Regions from separate parts of the Mus musculus genome. Here region 2 is linked to region 1. The links are chromatin loops, found by intact Hi-C in ENCODE. Cell type or tissue: heart. All regions are shown on one strand. Each heading gives the region's core, and the rest is flanking DNA. Links, peaks and the distances in the headings are about the cores only.

Region 1 (8,620 bases), core at 430-8,429:
GTAGGAATGGCCAACCAGTAACCAGGCTAACTCAAAACCCATCCCATGTGCAAGCACCAATCTCTGACATTATTAATGATATTCTGTTCTGCTTACAGATAGAAGCCTAACATAACTGTCTTCTGAGAGGCTCTACCCAGCAGTAGACTTAAACATATGCAGATATCCTCAGCCAAACATTAGATGAAGATTGGGGGGGGGGCATTTATGAAAAAGTTGGAGGAAGAATGGAAAGCCCTGAAGGGGAAAGAAACCCCACAGGGAGACCAAAATTATCAACAAACCTGAACTCCTGGAAGCTCTGAGTCTGAGCTACCAACCAAAGAACATACACGGGCTGGAACGAATTCCCCCTCCCCCGGCATATATGAAGCAGACAGGCAGCTCAGTTTTCATGGCTGCTTTGTCTGGACTCAGTGGGAGAGGATGTGCCTAATCTGGCAGACACTTGGTGTGCCAGGATGGGAGGTTACCCAGATTGGCCTCCACCCTCTCAGAGGAGAAGGGAAGAAGTTGGGGGAGAGACTCTATGAGGGAGGGACTGGAAGGGGAGCAGCATTTGGGAGGCAAATAAATACATAAATAAATAAAATTATAAAAATGCTCCCCCAGACTTCTGTACTGGGTAATCTCATTGAGGTAATTCCCCAGTTGAGGCTTCTCTTCTAAGGTGTACATAGATTTGTGCCAAAGCATATCCTCAGATGCCATGTAGGGGTATTACATCCAATTAAGACATTAATAAACAGAACTTTCAACAGAACTACTGGAAAAGCTAAAGGAAGGCACACTGAGCCATGGTCACTACCCCAGGAAACAGAAGTGCTAACTGGTACCGAAAGCTCTGGTTTCTGTTCTTTTCTCCCAACGGAATGCATGATGACTGTTGATACCAATCCATCTAAACATATAAATAGGCATTAAAACCAACAGTCCATTAACACTTGGTAATATTCAAAGACATCACTGAGCACTGAATAGTCAAAGAGCTGTTCCTGGCACCTAGGCCGCAGAAGCCAGGGGCGCTACTGCTAAACACCCTACAATACACAGGACAGTGTGACCTAGAGTCAGAAACAAACATTCCTGACACCAAGAGTCCAGATTCCATGGTGTTCTTTAAACAGTGCAGCTCATGGCCTCGTTTCTTTTCTTTCTTTGGAGGGGCCACCATGGCACGCATGTGGAGGTCAGAGGACAACTTGTAGGAGTTGGTTATGCCTTCTACTATGTGGGTCAGGGGACAACCCTGGCTGTCAGGCCTGGCAGCAAGCACCTTCACCCTCTGAACCATTTCACTGGGAGCACGGGGGCCAATTATCTATTTCTTTATTACTCACATAATAAATTAGCTTCAATTTTCCTGTTTTTTTTTTCTCATTCTTCTAACACAACTATTCTATAAAACTTAACCCCCAGTGGGATCATCCAACTTTTAACTCTCAACTAAGCCTATGGAGAACTCAACCTAAGTAAGTAACACAATCGCAAGAATGGTTGCCTCTGCATATTCAAAAATTCCAACATGAGAAGAGAGTGTTAGAATTGTGTCTGCAGTTCCTGGCCTTTCCCTTCAACAATCATTATAAACTTCACTCTATCTTCCATTCCTAACTCACTGAAGGAGCATCCATATCAGCATCCATTTGCATCTCTTAAACCCTTCCGCTGCAGTAAGGTAAGAGCTTCTGCCATTCTCTTTCTTCCCCAGCCCCCTCCCCCAACCTCGGTGTTAAGACTTGAACCCAGGGCTTCCCACCGGCCCAACAAGGGCTCTACCCCTGAGCCCACAGGAACTCATCTTCATCTCTTCCCTCCTTTCTCTTCTCAGGACAGAAGTGTCCTTTGCACCTGAGCACAGCCTGACTGTGGTTTCTGCTGTGGACAGAATCCTGTTTGGCCCTCTGGGTTCTTGAGTTATTATTCATCTAAGACCCCTGAATCCTCCACTTCAACATCCTCCCCTTCCCCAGCATTGTTTTTAATCTGAGAAGAGATTGCTACAATCTTTTGATCAAAGCCCCACAAATAAACAAAAGACTCTCTCTCCCACACCTCTCTCTGACTATTCTCTTTAGTCCACTACTCAACCCCTTTCTGCCCACTAGTCTCTGCTCACATCTTACTAGACCACTGAAGTCCCACAATGGAGGTAAATTACTTCCTCAAGAACAAATTCAGGGGGTTTTCTTGTCTTTTAATCTTGAGGAATTATGGCACTGACCAAGCTCCCTCCCTTCAAGTGTCTCTCCTCTTCTAGGATCTGTGATTACATTCTCTCCTCTATCTTTCTACCTCTGGCCTTTTCTTCCCTCACTTCTTAAATGAACTGTGACCTCTGTGTCCTATAGCTCTGGCTTCAAATCTTACTCACCGGACAGGGTGATCCCTGCTCTAAAGCTTCAAGCCTATGTCCCTGGTCCCACATTTTCCTAGTAGATGGCACTAGTGTCTACCTTGTTGCTTGAGGCAGAACTCTGGAATAAGTCCAGATTCCTCACTTACACCTAGGGCCAAAGTCAAAGCCAGGCCACTTTAATTCAATTATCTCTGAGGCCTGCCGTACCGGTTCCTTCTCTCTGCAATCTAATACAGGTCACACATCACTGCAGGAAAAATGACACCTACACGTGAGTAAACGACTTGGAGGCTCCTCTTATGGGATGGCTCACCGGAACACATCATGCTGGAATTAGTTTTTGCAGAATGGATTCATGAATACAGGCAGATAACTGAGCATCTTGGTCTTGAGATTCTCAGATGTTTAACAAAGGGTAACAGAATCTCTATCCTCCAGATATAATAGACAGTTCAGACCTCCAAATGTACAGAATACTGTGACATAGGCCTGATATTACTGGTAACAAACAAACAAACAAAAAAACAAAACAAAAACAAAAACAAAAAAACCTGATTTGCCTTTCATGCCAAAATAGAGCAAACACATCCTAATTTCCACTGCTTTCCAAAACTGGACCTTCAATTGCAAATGTCAAAGAAATAAAGTGTAAGCAAATGAAGAGCCAAGAGAAATCACAATGCAGCTGATAATAAAAACATAAATGCTACTTCACAACAATTTCTTCAGAAATCATAGAGTAACAAATTAGCAGTGAAATGAGTTTGTCAGAACCCATTGTAATGCTCATCAAGGCTAAGAACAAAAGGCTTCCTTCCACGGGGCTCTGAGTGTGGGAACTGCACAGTGTTCAAATATAAAGCTTTCAAAGAATTAAGACTCAGTTGTGGCAACGTCATCTGAATTCCCTGTGGATGTGATTGGCTCATGCAAACCAGACTTGGGTGTCCACTCGGAGTGTGGGTTGGTTCTTGCGTTGCCCAATGAATTCGGAAGTTACGTACAGTGAAAAGGAGAAGGCAGGCAAAAAGCATAGCAATTCTGTTATAAAGTCAGTATTGACCACATCTAGGGATAAATGAGCTTTGGAGCCAGAGAGCCCAACTTCAGAATCCACTTTTGCCACCTAATTTTAATTTTGTAATTTTAATAATCGACTCAATTTGCCTATGCTACAAAGCTCTTCATGTATAAAATAGAAACTAAAAAAGTTCTTATTTCATGGGCAAAGTGCCTAGAAGCATGTGTGAATGTTGTATAACAGAACAGCAGGTGATGTCATCACCACTGGCATTTTCTTTACTATTTTTAGACTCCATATCACACTACAGTCTGCGCTTCGACTCCAACTTAACTCTGTCCACCAGACACTGTGTCCACAATGCAAAACAGTATCACTTCAGTTGGCATCTCTATCCACACCGTCTGCCAGCTCAGAAACAATCACTAAGAAGTAGGCTCATGCCAATCTCAACACTCCCCAAAAGTACAGTGCATGATCTACCCATACGGTGGAATAGTATTTATCCCTTAAAAGGGATGAGAATCTGATATATGCTGCAGCACGATTAAGCTCTGAGAACATTTTGGGTGAAATAGAGCAGTCAGAAGTGGGCAGATATGGCAGGATTTCATCAACTAAGACCTCTGGAGTTAGCAGACACAGCAGGGCTGGAACAGAGGACACCTGGAGTGAGGGAGAGAGGAGGGTGGGTGGGAAGCTATCACTCAGTGTGTTCAGCATTTCTTTTGAGGATGATAAGGTTCTAGCGATAACATTGCAGAGTCACATAGTTGTGTGCATGTGCCTGGTACCACTCAACCTAAAGAACTTAAAGCAGTAATAATTTTTAGCTTATGTATTTTCTAGTTCACATACATAAAATAAAAAATAAGCATTTAAAACCCACAGAATACATCTTCAAAGCAAGTTGTAATATAAGCATGAGTCTTAACTCATTCTCAAGTTTCTAAGTAGCGACCACAGGAATCAACATTTACCTTGTAGCCAGCCTTGGTCTAAAATACCCAGCATGAATGGGGAGAGGACACAGCTTAACATTTTCATAAGAGGGATTATATCACTTTTATTTTAGATAGAAACCTGCCGTGTAACCCATAACTAGCAATGCTCCTGCCTCAGCCTTTTGAATGTAAGGATTATAAGTGTTTGCCACGATGCCTGAGTTTCATTTTCTGGGTTAAAACAATTTTTAGTCCCTTGAAAGGAGGGAAAGAAAACTGCTCTGGGGGCTATGTGTTCCTGTGGTATGTAAAAGCAGTTTTTGAAGGAGATACTAATCCTTACATGCCCATAATGACACACATACTTCTGCAGTATCTCCACCAGACAACACTGAAATAACCTTAAAATTAAGAGGAAATTCAAAAGTCCATTACACAAAAGTACAATATTTTAGGCTGGCAAAATGGCTCATCAGGTGAAGGTGCTAACCACCAAGTTGTGGCCTGAATCCAATCCCTCAAACCCACATTGTAGGAGAAAGGTGACTCCCACAAGTTGTTAGTTCTCTGAAGTCAGTATATCCAGTATCTCACAAACACTTGCATACAATCAGAAATAGGTACCTGCAATGACTAGCCCCTTTTGTGCTGTATTTTTCTTCAAGACAGGGTTTCTATATGTAGCCCTGGCTATCCTGGAACTCACTCTGTAAGCCAGAGTTGCCTCTTAGAGATTCAGCTGCCTTTCCCTCCTGAATCTGGGATTAAAACTGTGTGCCACCACTGCCTGGCTTACAAATAAACTTTCTAAAGAGTGGATGTTTCAAATCTCCTCAAGCAAAATGGTTATTGTATAGTAAAGACACAGCGAAGGAAAGTTTAACAAGTGATCACTTCCCAAATAGCAGGATCCCAGTCAAGGCAATCAATCCTCTGGTAAACACCACACATTCATTAAATGTTTTTCAAAGAACAACAGTTTCCAAATAACGAGAGTGTCATTTTCAAAAGATGGAAAGCCAAGACCAGACAACAATGTCAGAAAGTGCTTAGCTGGTCCTTGTAGGGAATCTGGTACTGCCCCAGGCTTTTCTTCACGGGAACTCACTGTGTCTTCATAACACCCATCTAAGCAATCCTATTGCTCCCAACTGACCAACAAGAAAACCGAGGTGTAGAGGGGTCAGGCACTTTGCCTAGGATTCAAGGTGCCTACTAAGCAAAAGAGCCAGGGTGTAAAATCTAGACCTCTATTGGTGCGATCTGCAGTTTCCTTATTGTGCCTTACTGTCCACTGGAGGCAATGGAAAACGATCCACAAGAAGCCCGGCAGACGGTCTTTTGCGCTCCTTAGCCCTCTGTCCATACAGTGCTCCGAGGGCAAGAGCCTCCACTCCTTCTACAGCCAGCACCACGCGCGAGATCATGCACATCCAGACGGGCCAGTGTGGCAACCGGATCGGGGCTAAGTTTTGGGAGGTGATAAGCGACGAGCATCGACCCCACTGGCAGTTACCATGGCGACAGTGACTTGCAGCTGGAGAGAATCAATGTGTACTACAATGAAGCTGCTGGCAACAAATATGTACCTTGGGCCATCCTAGTGGACCTGGAGCCTGGCACCATGGACTCCGTGAGGTCGGGACCATTCGGCCAGATCTTCAGGTCAGACAACTTTGTGCTCGGCCAGAGTGATGCAGGAAATAACTGGGCAAAGGGCCACTACAGAAAGGGGGCCGAGCTAGTGGACTCTGTCCTGGACGTGGTGAGGAAGGAATCAGAAAGCTGTGACTGTCTCCAGGGCTTCCAGCTGACCCACTTACTGGGGGGAGGCACTGGCTCAGGCATGGGGACCCTGCTCATCAGCAAGATCAGAGAGGAGTACCCAGACCGCATCATGAAGACCTTCAGCGTCATGCCCTCACCCAAGGTCTCTGACACTGTGGTGGAGCCCTATAATGTCACCCTCTGAGTGCACCAGCTGGTAGAGAACACAGATGAAACCTAGTCTATCGACAATTAGGCTCTGTAGGACATCTGCTTCCGCACCCTGAAGCTGACCACACCCACCTATGGCGATCTCAACCACCTGGTGTCAGCCACCATGAGTGAAGTGACCACCTGCCTGCGCTTCCCAGGCCAGCTGAACGCAGACCTGCACAAGCTGGCTGTGAACATGGTGCCATTCCCACGCCTGCACTTCTTCATGCCAGGCTTTGCACCTCTGACCAGCCAGGGCAGCCAACAGTACCGAGCCCTGACAGTGCCCGAGCTGACCCAGCCTATGTTCAACTCCAAGAACATGATGGCTGTCTGCGACCCTCGCCATGGCCGCTACCTGACCATGGCCATTTTCCGTGGCCGCATGTCCATGAAGGAGGTGGATGAGCAGATGCTCAACGTGCAGAACAAGAACGAACAGCAGCTACTTCGTGGAGTGGATCCCCAACAATGTCAAGACGGCCGTGTGTGACATCCCTCCTCGTGGCCTCAAGATGTCAGCCACCTTCATTGGCAATAGCATTGCTATCCAGGAGCTGTTCAAGCGCATCTCTGAGCAGTTCACTGCCATGTTCCAGCGCAAGGCTTTCCTGCACTGATACACGGGCGAGGGCATGGACGAGATGGAGTTCACCGAGGCGGAGAGCAACATGAACGACCTGGTACCAGCAGTACCAGGATGCCACGGCTGATGAGCAGGGAGCAGGGTGAGTTCGAGGAGGAGGAGGGCGGGAATAAGGCTTGAGTTCCCCAGGCCAAGCAGGTTAGGGAAAGCTGAGATGAAAGAAGGGGGTGGGGTGGGGGGCTTAATCTGTGAAAATACCTTGGCAGTTGAAGGAAGGAGAATGGTCTTAGGTTTGTGCTGGGTCTCTGGTGCTCTTCACTGTTGCCTGTCACTTTTTTTCTCTTTTTGTTATACCGATAACATCAATGTAACACTTGAGATCTTTCTGAACTCCTGTTGTAATGGCTAAAATCACATAAACCTTTGTGTCCTAACGGTGTCTTGTTTTCTTTCTCTTCCTTTCTTCCTATCAAGCTCTTTCTTATCAACTTAAATCCACCTTTCTGAACACAGAAAATTTTCTTCCTTTAGAAAAGACTGAAAGCCCAGGTGTTTCTTCTTTGGGTATGCTACTAATATAAGTTGAACCAAAAATGGCCTTACTTAATCCAACAATAAGTAAGAAACAATGGATTTTTAAATGTCCTTTGGTACACGGGGGGGGGGGGGGGGGGGGAAGCCCGGCAGACGCAAATGCAAAGCACCTGGGGAGTCAGAGACAGCAAAGGTTCTGAGGAAGTCATCACATTTCAGCACAGGCCAAGTGATGTTTGTGACTGCATACCAGAAGAAAGAAGGCAAGAAAACCACTTGATGCCTTTAATTTATTTATTGATATTTACATTACTAGAAAAAAAGGGGGGGGGGCAAACGTAAAATCACTCATTTCTTGGATCTCTGAATAGAAGGTACTTACAAAGCAACATCATTTTCCATGTATGTCACAATTAAAGATAAGGGTGCTTTCGCTCTTCTCTCTCTCTCTCTCTCTCTCTCTCTCTCTGTGTGTGTGTGTGTGTGTGTGCGCGCGCGCGCGCGTGCGCGTGCCTGTAGGAAGAAGACATGTTTCCAGATGTCTTAACTTTAAGAATATGAGAATTTACAACATATTTACAAAGTATCAAAATAGGGGCTTAAGAGGCAGCTCAGTGGGCTGGAGAGATGGCTCAGCGGTTGAGAGCACTGACCACCGACTGCTCTTCCACTGGTCCTGGTTTCAATTCCCAGCAACCACATCGTGGCTCACAACCGTCTGTAATGGGATCTGGTGTCCTCTTCTGGTGTGTCTGAAGAGAGCACTGGTGTACACATATACATAAAATAAATAAATGAATCAAGAAGAAGAAGAAGAAGAAGAAGAAGAAGAAGAAGAAGAAGAAGAAGAAGAAGAAGCAGCTGCTGCTGCTGCTTCGGCGGCATCTCAGGCTGAAAACCACCTGCTGTGTAAGCACGAGGACGCAAGTTCGGTCCCCAGAACCTGAGTGGAAAGTTTCAGGTCTGTGATTCCAGTGCTGGGGAGATAGAGGCGGGCATTTTCAAGAGTTGCTGGCTAAACCAATCTACCTGGCAAGCTCTAGGCCAGTGAGAGAACCTGTCTCAAAAACACATAAACAAAAAACGGTGGCCAGCATCTATGAAACCACAGTTGATGTTATCCCTTGTCTCCACATGCGTACACGTATTGCACACGTGCATGTGTGTGTTACACACACAATTCATATGGTCAGATG
Region 2 (8,620 bases), core at 430-8,429, 75 kb before region 1:
CATGTTAGTGTCTCTGAATACCTTGTATGTACTAGAGGAACAATCGTAATGCCTACCTCACAGAATCATGTGAGGAATAAAGTGGATAAACAGGTACAAGTCTTGAGGCACAGTGCTGACCACAGTGTTTGTCCCTGTCATTGTCACTGGGCTGTCATCATCTAAACCACTTTGTTCTACAGCTGCCTCTCCTAGCCATCCAGGATAACTATTCTGGAGGCAGAAACAGGATGCTTGAAGGTATGGCTGCCACATGTGCCCTAAAACCATGACCTGATGAGGCCCACATTTGGAGTTTAAGGTTGAATGGCACTCAAACGCAATGAAAACAAAGTGATCCATTTAAAGGAGAGCGACAGCCCAAAGGGGGCATCCTGCATGACTTCATATAGAATGGGCCATTTGGAGACTATTTAAATGGTGTTTACTTTCAGTGAGCTGTCCTCCATGAAATAGATAGTGAATGCCTTCATTTTCTTTTTTATTCATTGCACTTGTACCCAACCCCCTCACAGGACCAGCTGTAAAACAAAGAGAACACACTGTACTTAAATTAGCCCAAAGTTTTTCCTCTGTAGAAGCCAGAAGCCCGTCATACCCCTGGATGACTTCATAGCCAGGTCTGGACTAATTAACAAGGCAGCAGAGATGGGGGCTCTGGAGACACCCAGAATTAATAGTGCTCTCGTTCTCTGACTTGAGCAGCCAAGTTTGTCCTCCCTTTCACACAGATTCTTTAACTGTGGGCTTATGAGCCCTCCTCAAACAGAGATCAGAACTTTTTTATACTGTATACCCCAATACCATTTTCTTAAATTAGAGCATATTTAGAGGCCTATTTCAATAATCTCACAAGGCTGTTGTGCCATGAGACATCTGTCTTACAAGCATGGTAGCAGCTACAATAAGACTCAAACATTTTCATCTTCAAAACAGAACTGAAAGTTTCTTTAGAGATAACTGGATTTTTGGAAGGATAACAGGACTTGAAAGGGACTAATTTTCAAGTCAAAAGAGATGATCTAAAAAGTTGGGTTTGGCTCTAGGTGCAGCTCAACTATGAGTACTCAGGCAGCACGCACAGAGCTCTGGGTGTGATGCCCACCACACTAAATACACCACAATTAGAATTCACTTCTCAAAGTAGGTACATCATAGCCTAGAAATGCTAACACCATCACCTGAGGTGCTGCTTCATTCACTGCTTGGAAAACTGTCCTCAGAACAGCTTTGGAGACTCTCTTCATAAGGAGGTAATAAGGTACAAGTGAGGAGAGGCAAAGATGACAAGGAGTCAGCCTCAGCTCGGTGGGTGACAGCCGGATACCAAGGGGATGTGAGTGTGACTTTGTATCTTACACTTGTGAAAATCTTAAATATTTGAGACGGGCATTTTTATAAAATGAAAAAATTAGAAAATCAAAGTCCTGTAGACACATTTTGGTCATATCAATTAGCAATAGTAAACTAATGTGGGTAGTCAAGTCCTGTATACCTGGTATATCACTAAAACTCCAAAGGCAGCAACCATCACACACAGCTATTTCTGCACAGGCAAGAATGCCTGATATTTAAAGAGTTAGTGGCAAAAGGTTGTTGTTAAATTGGCAGAGTCCTTGCCTTGCGTACAGGGAAATTAAATTGGTTAAATCCCATGCACGGCTTAGACAAGATATGGTGGGACACATTTGCAATGTGAGCACCTGGGAGGTAAAGGTAGGACACAAATTCAAGTTCATGATTGACTGCATAGCAAGCTTGAGGCTAGCTTGATCACCATGAGATCTTGTCTTAATTTAAAAAATAACAACAAGAATAAAAATCAATAAACAAAAACCAGTTTAAGGCCAGCCAGATACATGAGATTTTAAAAAGAAATTGTTGTTTTCTCTGAAAATTTAAAAGGGCATACAAAGTTTTCCTACTGGAAGCACTCATGTAACCTTGGAAGCTTTCTGCTGTCGGGTAGACCAACAGAGTGAAGCCCTCAGTGATGTCAGTGTGCTCTTATGTGACATATCATGTTTCTCTTCTCAGATCCAATGTAGTTCCTATCTTAAGACTATTTCTCTAGCCACAATCCCTTCTTCAGAGCTCCCTGCCCAAATTACTCCATATGGCAGTAATGCTTTGGGAAGGTCATTACAAATGCAAGCTGTATAGGAATACGTGCATTTATGAGTATATGATAACCACATTATATAAATATGAACACCACAGGAACATGTGTAAGCACTATGTACACACTGGAAGGAATGCAGGCTCCTCATTTCATTGTTCTTCCCCTCATGGTATCCTTCTCCATCCCCAGGTACTTCAGCAAACCCCAGCATTCTTTCTGTTACAACTGAGACACTGCAATTACATGACCTACTTTATGAGCTTTTGGCCCCTCTGGCAAAGCCTTGTCCACATCAGTCTTCCTCACTATTGTTCGAGGGCTGAAACTGGCATCAGGTGGGCCAATGCCCATCAGCTTTCCCTTACCAGGCCAGACAATGGCTTCACAGGCCAATGCCACCCTACACAGAGGTCTCAGGTCTCTCTCTTTGCAGGAAGTATAGCCCTGGACACAGACGACTAGGAGAGAATAACCTTCAAAGGTAAAAGAGCGCCACCTGCTGAAGCGAGAGGGGCTGTGTAGATTGTGAGCATCCCATGGTTTCAAGGCTTCCCTAAAGGAACACTGGCACCAGTCTACCAGATCTCCTAGATAGACATGACCATAATGAAGATGAGTAGCTCCCCTGAAACACAAAGGACATCAGTGGGCTGAATACCACCTTTCCAGATGGTTGGTCACAAGACAAACATTAATGCCTTGCATGCAAACATTCATGTATGTCTAATCCAAGAAAAATTTTACACCAGTGAGAATGGGCAAATAAAACATGCTGGCAGAAGCACTGTGGTCTGAGAGAGAGAGAAAAAAAAATCCTAACATACTCTGTGTATATACTAAGCAGAGCAAGGAGGCAAGCAAGCTAGTGAACAGCAAATCACAGAATGAAAGCCCTGGAAAGTGTAAGACATCATCTGAGTCCACATGAGCAATAGAAAAGCCAAACACAACCCTCACAATGTGAGGGCAGCTGTCTACTGGAAACAAGGAATACGTTCACTGTGAAGTATACTCTAAGGCACGCCCACCCCACTTCTTCATAGCATCTGCATGCAGTACCGAGGTTCTACTTCCAAAACTAGGACACTCTACCTTGCATTTCCTTTTTGTGGGCAAAGTACTTACTTGATCATAGCCACCCCTAAAGCTTTTTAATTTACTGCCTTCTCACATGGAGAGAATGTGGAGCATTCTCAACACTGCTATTTATTTTGAGCCATCAAAATAGGGTGGGGGAAGCTGGCTTTTTGTCTGGGAGAGTCTTGCTCCTTAGTCATTTTTCCTGGAATTTCCCAGTCATACGGAAGAGAATGTCAGAGAGCTGACATATTGTACAGTCCAGACAGAGAATAGCATTTTGCCCAAAGTGAAATAACGTTTATGCTCTTTACAATTGAAAAATGGGGGGGGGGGGAACCAGACAAAGATCCTAAAAAAAAATCATTAATTTGAGGAGTAGGAATATGCCAAATTAGATTTATAAAAGTAAAGCCAGGGGGCTGGAGTGACAGCTCAGAAGCTAAGAGCACACACTGCTCTTGGAGGTGCCAAGGTTGGTTGCCAGCACCCACATCCAGGGGCTCACAACTACCTAAAACCCCAGCTCCAGAGGATCTGATGCCCTCTTCTGGCCTCTGCTAGCACTACACTCAAGTAAACACAACTTAAAAATAAAATCTTGAAGAAACAAACAAAAATTACTAGAGGAAAGTGATAGCATAGTGATCTTCTTTTTAAACATGTGTGGTAGAAACCAGCAACCATGTTCATAGGGGAAGCTATGAACATGGTATTGCCTCTGTCATTAACTATGTGGTTTTAAATGCCTCTGCCAGGAGCTACTTCCATTTGATTTCATAGACCATATTCAACAGATACATTTCTGAGCCCTATTAAACACAAAGCATAGCAGGTAGAGATGGAGAGACTGGCATAGATCAATGGGTAACATTTCTGCCAAAATGGCTTCATGCTGAGGAAGGTGAGTAGGAGTTAAACAAGTTCATCTGTGGCCTTTCTGGGGAAGAAAAAAAAAAGAATAATGACTACTTAGCTAATAAAATTCTTATGATACTCATTGCCCAACAGCCCCTAACCATTAGCCTTCCTTTAAAGGACCATCAGGAGGAATGATTTCCTCATGGAACACAGACTCAGAGGGCTCTCTTCTAATTTTTGTTTCTTGCTGAATGGCTGCTACCATTTCTCTGATTAGCCCCAGATGGAGGCTGGCTCCCAACTTACTGAGAGCCTTCTCAGTAAGTCAGCTGGTGTCTGGTAAATGTGCTAATAGGGCTGATGAAGTGTCACTGTGATGGGCAGGGATGAGCTAGGCTGGGCAGGGTTGTATTGCTCATGCTTCTAGAGGTTGTATAGAGCAGAGTCAGGGACCCAGAAAGCAGGCCTACAGGGAACATCATCTCCTACCATCTACCACACACTCCTCTTGTCTGAAGTCCACAGACACAGCTGTGAATGATGCCCACACTCCATAACAACCACTCAAGTCCCATCCATGGGCTTTAGCAATATGGTTCCCTGCGTGTCTTTTGATAAACTCCAGCTCTGGGGAGAGTTCTTTCTCCTTTTCTACCTCCACTGGTCCTCGGGTTGGGCTAGTAAATGTTTTGTTATACAGGCTGGGGTGTTAGAAGTGTGAACATCAAACTTCAGTGAGCGTCTCTTTATGAAAACTTTGCCCTTACCTGGAATTCTAAAGAAGAGAAAAGGCTCACAAATGTTCCTGAAAGTGTGAACATTGTCTGTGAAAATGTTAAGTTTAATAATTTCTCAGGATTTTGTGGGGGGCTGGGTCTCACTGTACAGTCTAGCCTGACCTCAAACTCTTGTTCCTCCTACCCCAGCCTCCCAATTATTCTTAACTGTTAATGATAATCTTTAAATATACAGACTGAGAAAAGACAAATGGGGTAGAAATCAGGAAACATTTTTGGTAAAGGAGTAGAGAAAAGGTTCTGGTCCTGTGAGCCTTCCTTGCAAACACTCACCTGTGCTTGGAAGAGGCCCCAGGCAGCAGTTAAAACCCAATAAAACTTATTTACAAAACCAGGCAGTGAACAGGGCTGGTCAAAAGGCTGAAGTTTGCTGGCGTCTGAAAGCATCCAGACCTGAGTGGGTGTTAGGTCTTAGAGAGTACATATATTTAGAAAGGAGGTCAACCTGGACTGTAGAAGGATTTCTGCAGGGTAGATAAAAGCCAGCATTCCTGAGGAACCTGTGAAATGAGCTTTCCACCCCCAGGAGTCCCTCCCTGCAGCTACTCATCCTCCTTATGACTAGAATGATTTGTCCCCCTTCCTCCCTCCCTCCCTCCCTCCCTCCCTCCCTCCCTCCCTGCTCTCTCTCCCTCCCTGCTCTCTCCCTCCCTCCCTCCCTCCCTCCCTGCTCTCTCTCCCTTCCTGCTCTCTCCCTCTCTCCCTGCTCTCTCTCTCCCTCCCTGCTCTCGCCCTCCCTCCCTGCTCTCTCCCTCCCTCCCTCCCTGCTCCCTCTCCCTCCCTGCTCTCTCCCTCCCTCCCTGCTCTCTCCCTCCCTCCCTGCTCCCTCTCCCTCCCTGCTCTCTCCCTCCCTCCCTCCCTCCCTGCTCTCTCTCTCCCTCCCTGCTCTCTCCCTCCCTCCCTCCCTGCTCTCTCTCCCTCCCTGCTCTCTCCCTCCCTCCCTGCTCTCTCCCTCCCTCCCTGCTCTCTCTCTCCCTCCCTGCTCTCTCCCTCCCTCCCTCCCTGCTCTCTCTCCCTCCCTGCTCTCTCCCTCCCTCCCTGCTCTCTCACACACTCCCTGGCTGTGCTCTATCTCTTCCTATTTTTTTTTTTTAAAGATTTATTTATTTATTATATGTAAATACACTGTAGCTGTCTTCAGACACACCAGAAGAGGGCGTCAGATCTTGTTACGGATGGTTGTGAGCCACCATGTGGTTGCTGGGATTTGAACTCTGGACCTTCAGAAGAGCAGTCGGGTGCTCTTACCCACTGAGCCATCTCACCAGCCCCTCTTCCTATTTTCATGTTCTCTCCAGTTTCTCTAGCCCTGGCTATATCCAGTCTGCTTTCTTTTCTCTCTGCTCTGGACTCTCCCAGAAGCCTCTCAATATTTCCATTTTTCTTACCCACAATAAAACCCATCCCCCAAATGGAGTAGTCATGTTGGCAGTTTCTTTACTGTGCATCCTCAGTGAGGTTGTTAAATATCTCCACACTCACATGCACAGAAATGTACATGACCACACAGGGATAGGTGGGACCTTCAGTTACTGAGAAAACATTAAAATGATTATTTTTGCCTGAGGAAATGCCAAATAGATGCTGGGAAGAAGGCTCAGCATGGTCACCAGCACCCACATAAAGAGCCAAGCACATCACTAGGTACCTGTGATCCCAGTGGTGGAGCAGGGAGGAGGGGTGGGTAAAGGCAGGAGGGGATCCCTGGGGATTGCTTACCAGCCAGCCAGCCAGTCTTACCTAAATGGTGAGGTCCAGGTTCAATGAGGCACTTTTTAAAACAAAGGGCAGGAGAACTAGAGAAAGAATAGCAGGATGCAAGTAATGAGAGGGAAAAGGTGTAAAACAGGAGGTGTGTGCTTAACTGGAGTGGGAGGAGGAAGGACACATAGAAAGGAAAGGGAAAAGAAAAACAAGACTAAGAATGTCTGAAAATGCCACAAGGAACCATTTATTTACCTAGATTACACACAGTACATTAAAGTCTATGTGTATACATTTATAGTTTAAATGAAGCTATCCTACTTGGTCAGGCAATGCTGTACTCTAGAGCTGCAGCATGAAAAACCCGCTTCCAAGTTGTTGGGCAGAGTTGTTCAAGAGACTCTCAAAACATCACAGTCTATTGCTGGTACCTCCCAGAGATGGAAGCTGAGTCCCTGTTGCTGAAGACACCATGTCCTTTGAACTCAGGACCCAGAGGACATGTTTGTTTGTTGTTTGTTGTTTTTGTTTTGTTTTTTTCTGAGACAGAATTTCTCTGTGTAGCCCTGGCTGTCCTGGAATTTACTTTGTAGACCAGGCTGGCCTCGAACTCAGAAATTCACCTGCCTCTGCCTCCTGAGTGCTGGGATTAAAGGCGTGAACCACCACGCCTGGCGAGGACATGTTTTTGTGGTACCAGAGGTACCACACCAGCTTCTAGAAGAGGTAAGCAACCAAAAAAATAGTCCTATCCAGCTATGACATCTATAAGCCAAAACAATGCCTAGCATGGTACTGTAGCCCTTTCGGTGCAATATTAGCACGCATACCTTGGCAGTAACCAACAGCTCTTTTGTTAGACTTAGCATCTACTCCACAAACAGAAAATCATGCCTGGAACTGGAAGCCTAGCCAACTATATGGGCCTGGTAAAGTCATAGATCTCATAGGAGAACCTGCTGGCATCCACAGTTGAATGGAACTCTCACTTCTCAGAAAAGAAACTTCTCTTTTCAATAGATGTATACACTATAGAAAGCCACAACTGGGGCCCCCAATGGAGGAGCTAGAGAAAGTACCCAAGGAGCTAAAGGGGTCTGCAACCCTATTGGTGGAACAACAATATGAACTACCCCCTGAGCTCATGTCTCTAGCTGCATATGTAGCAGAAGATGGCCTAGCCGGCCATCATTGGGAAGAGAGGCCCCTTGGTCTTGCAAACTTTATATGCCTCAGTAAAGGGGAACACCAGGGCCAAGAAGTGGGAGTGGGTGGGTAGGGGAGGGGGGGGAAGGTATGGGGGACTTTTGGGATAGCATTATCCCAAATGTAAAATAAGAAAATACCTAATTTAAAAAATAAAATAAAACATAAGCAGAAATAAAAAAGAAAGAAAGAAAGAAAGAAAGAAAGAGAGAAAGAAAGAAAGAAAGAAAAAAGAAAGAAAGAAAGAAAGAAAGAAAGAAAGAAAGAAAGAAAGAAAGAAAGAAAGAAAGCCACAACTGGTCAAAGTGCACAGAAGGCATCATGGGATACGCAGCACCAGTAGATACATCTACAACACAGCTCCTCCAGGGGACTCAAGAGAATATTGCAGAATAGAGGCAGAAAGACTGTAAGAGCCAAATGACTAAGAAATCTGCTGTGAGATGTGTCTCCTAGAAATGATGGGAAGCTTCACCCATGATACCTCAACAAGATGACTTCCTACACAAAACCTGAAGGAGTATGACACCAATAGACATGCTAACAGAGAGGGAGGAAATCTCATAGCCTCACCCTCTCCCATAGACAAAGGAGAACAGGATTAATGACTACTGTGAGCAGGAGAAATACTCTTCCTAGGGATGGGCCTCCTCCCCACCAATTGCTTATTGCAATCCCTGAAATCATATACATAAAAATAGTACTACACAGACTGAACAGAGTGCATGCACATGTAATAATAGCAACTGGAGAAAAGGAAGTCATGGTTTCAAGAGAGAATAAAGAGGAAAACATGAGAGGGGTGGGACTAAAGAAAGGGGACAGTAATTAATTATATTTTAATTTTAAAAAG

The links. Hi-C counts contacts between places; a loop is a spot of excess contacts. Peaks named below come from ENCODE experiments on the same cell type or tissue, not always from the same donor. Only the 100,000 strongest peaks of a DNase experiment are listed, where the experiment ranks them.
Region 2: a loop joins it to region 1, with 2.0 times the contacts of the local background. A loop is called at or near these places in 6 of 42 quality-filtered maps.

Annotation. Positions count from the first base shown.
Region 1 is chr13:62,965,778-62,974,397 of GRCm38, reverse strand. The region is part of intron 1 of Aopep (aminopeptidase O); the gene reads right to left. It also overlaps the pseudogene Tubb2a-ps1. Among named protein-coding and RNA genes, the nearest start is that of Aopep, 5.2 kb to the right of the region's middle. In heart, for the core only: no CTCF peak of the experiment used is centred there; a DNase peak (open chromatin) is centred at 3,727; H3K27ac peaks cover 60 bases.
Region 2 is chr13:63,040,804-63,049,423 of GRCm38, reverse strand. All of the region lies in intron 3 of Aopep (aminopeptidase O), which reads right to left. Among named protein-coding and RNA genes, the nearest start is that of Gm46422, 50 kb to the left of the region's middle. In heart, for the core only: CTCF peaks have their summits at 2,635 (motif pointing left) and 3,751 (motif pointing left); a DNase peak (open chromatin) is centred at 2,543; H3K27ac peaks cover 587 bases.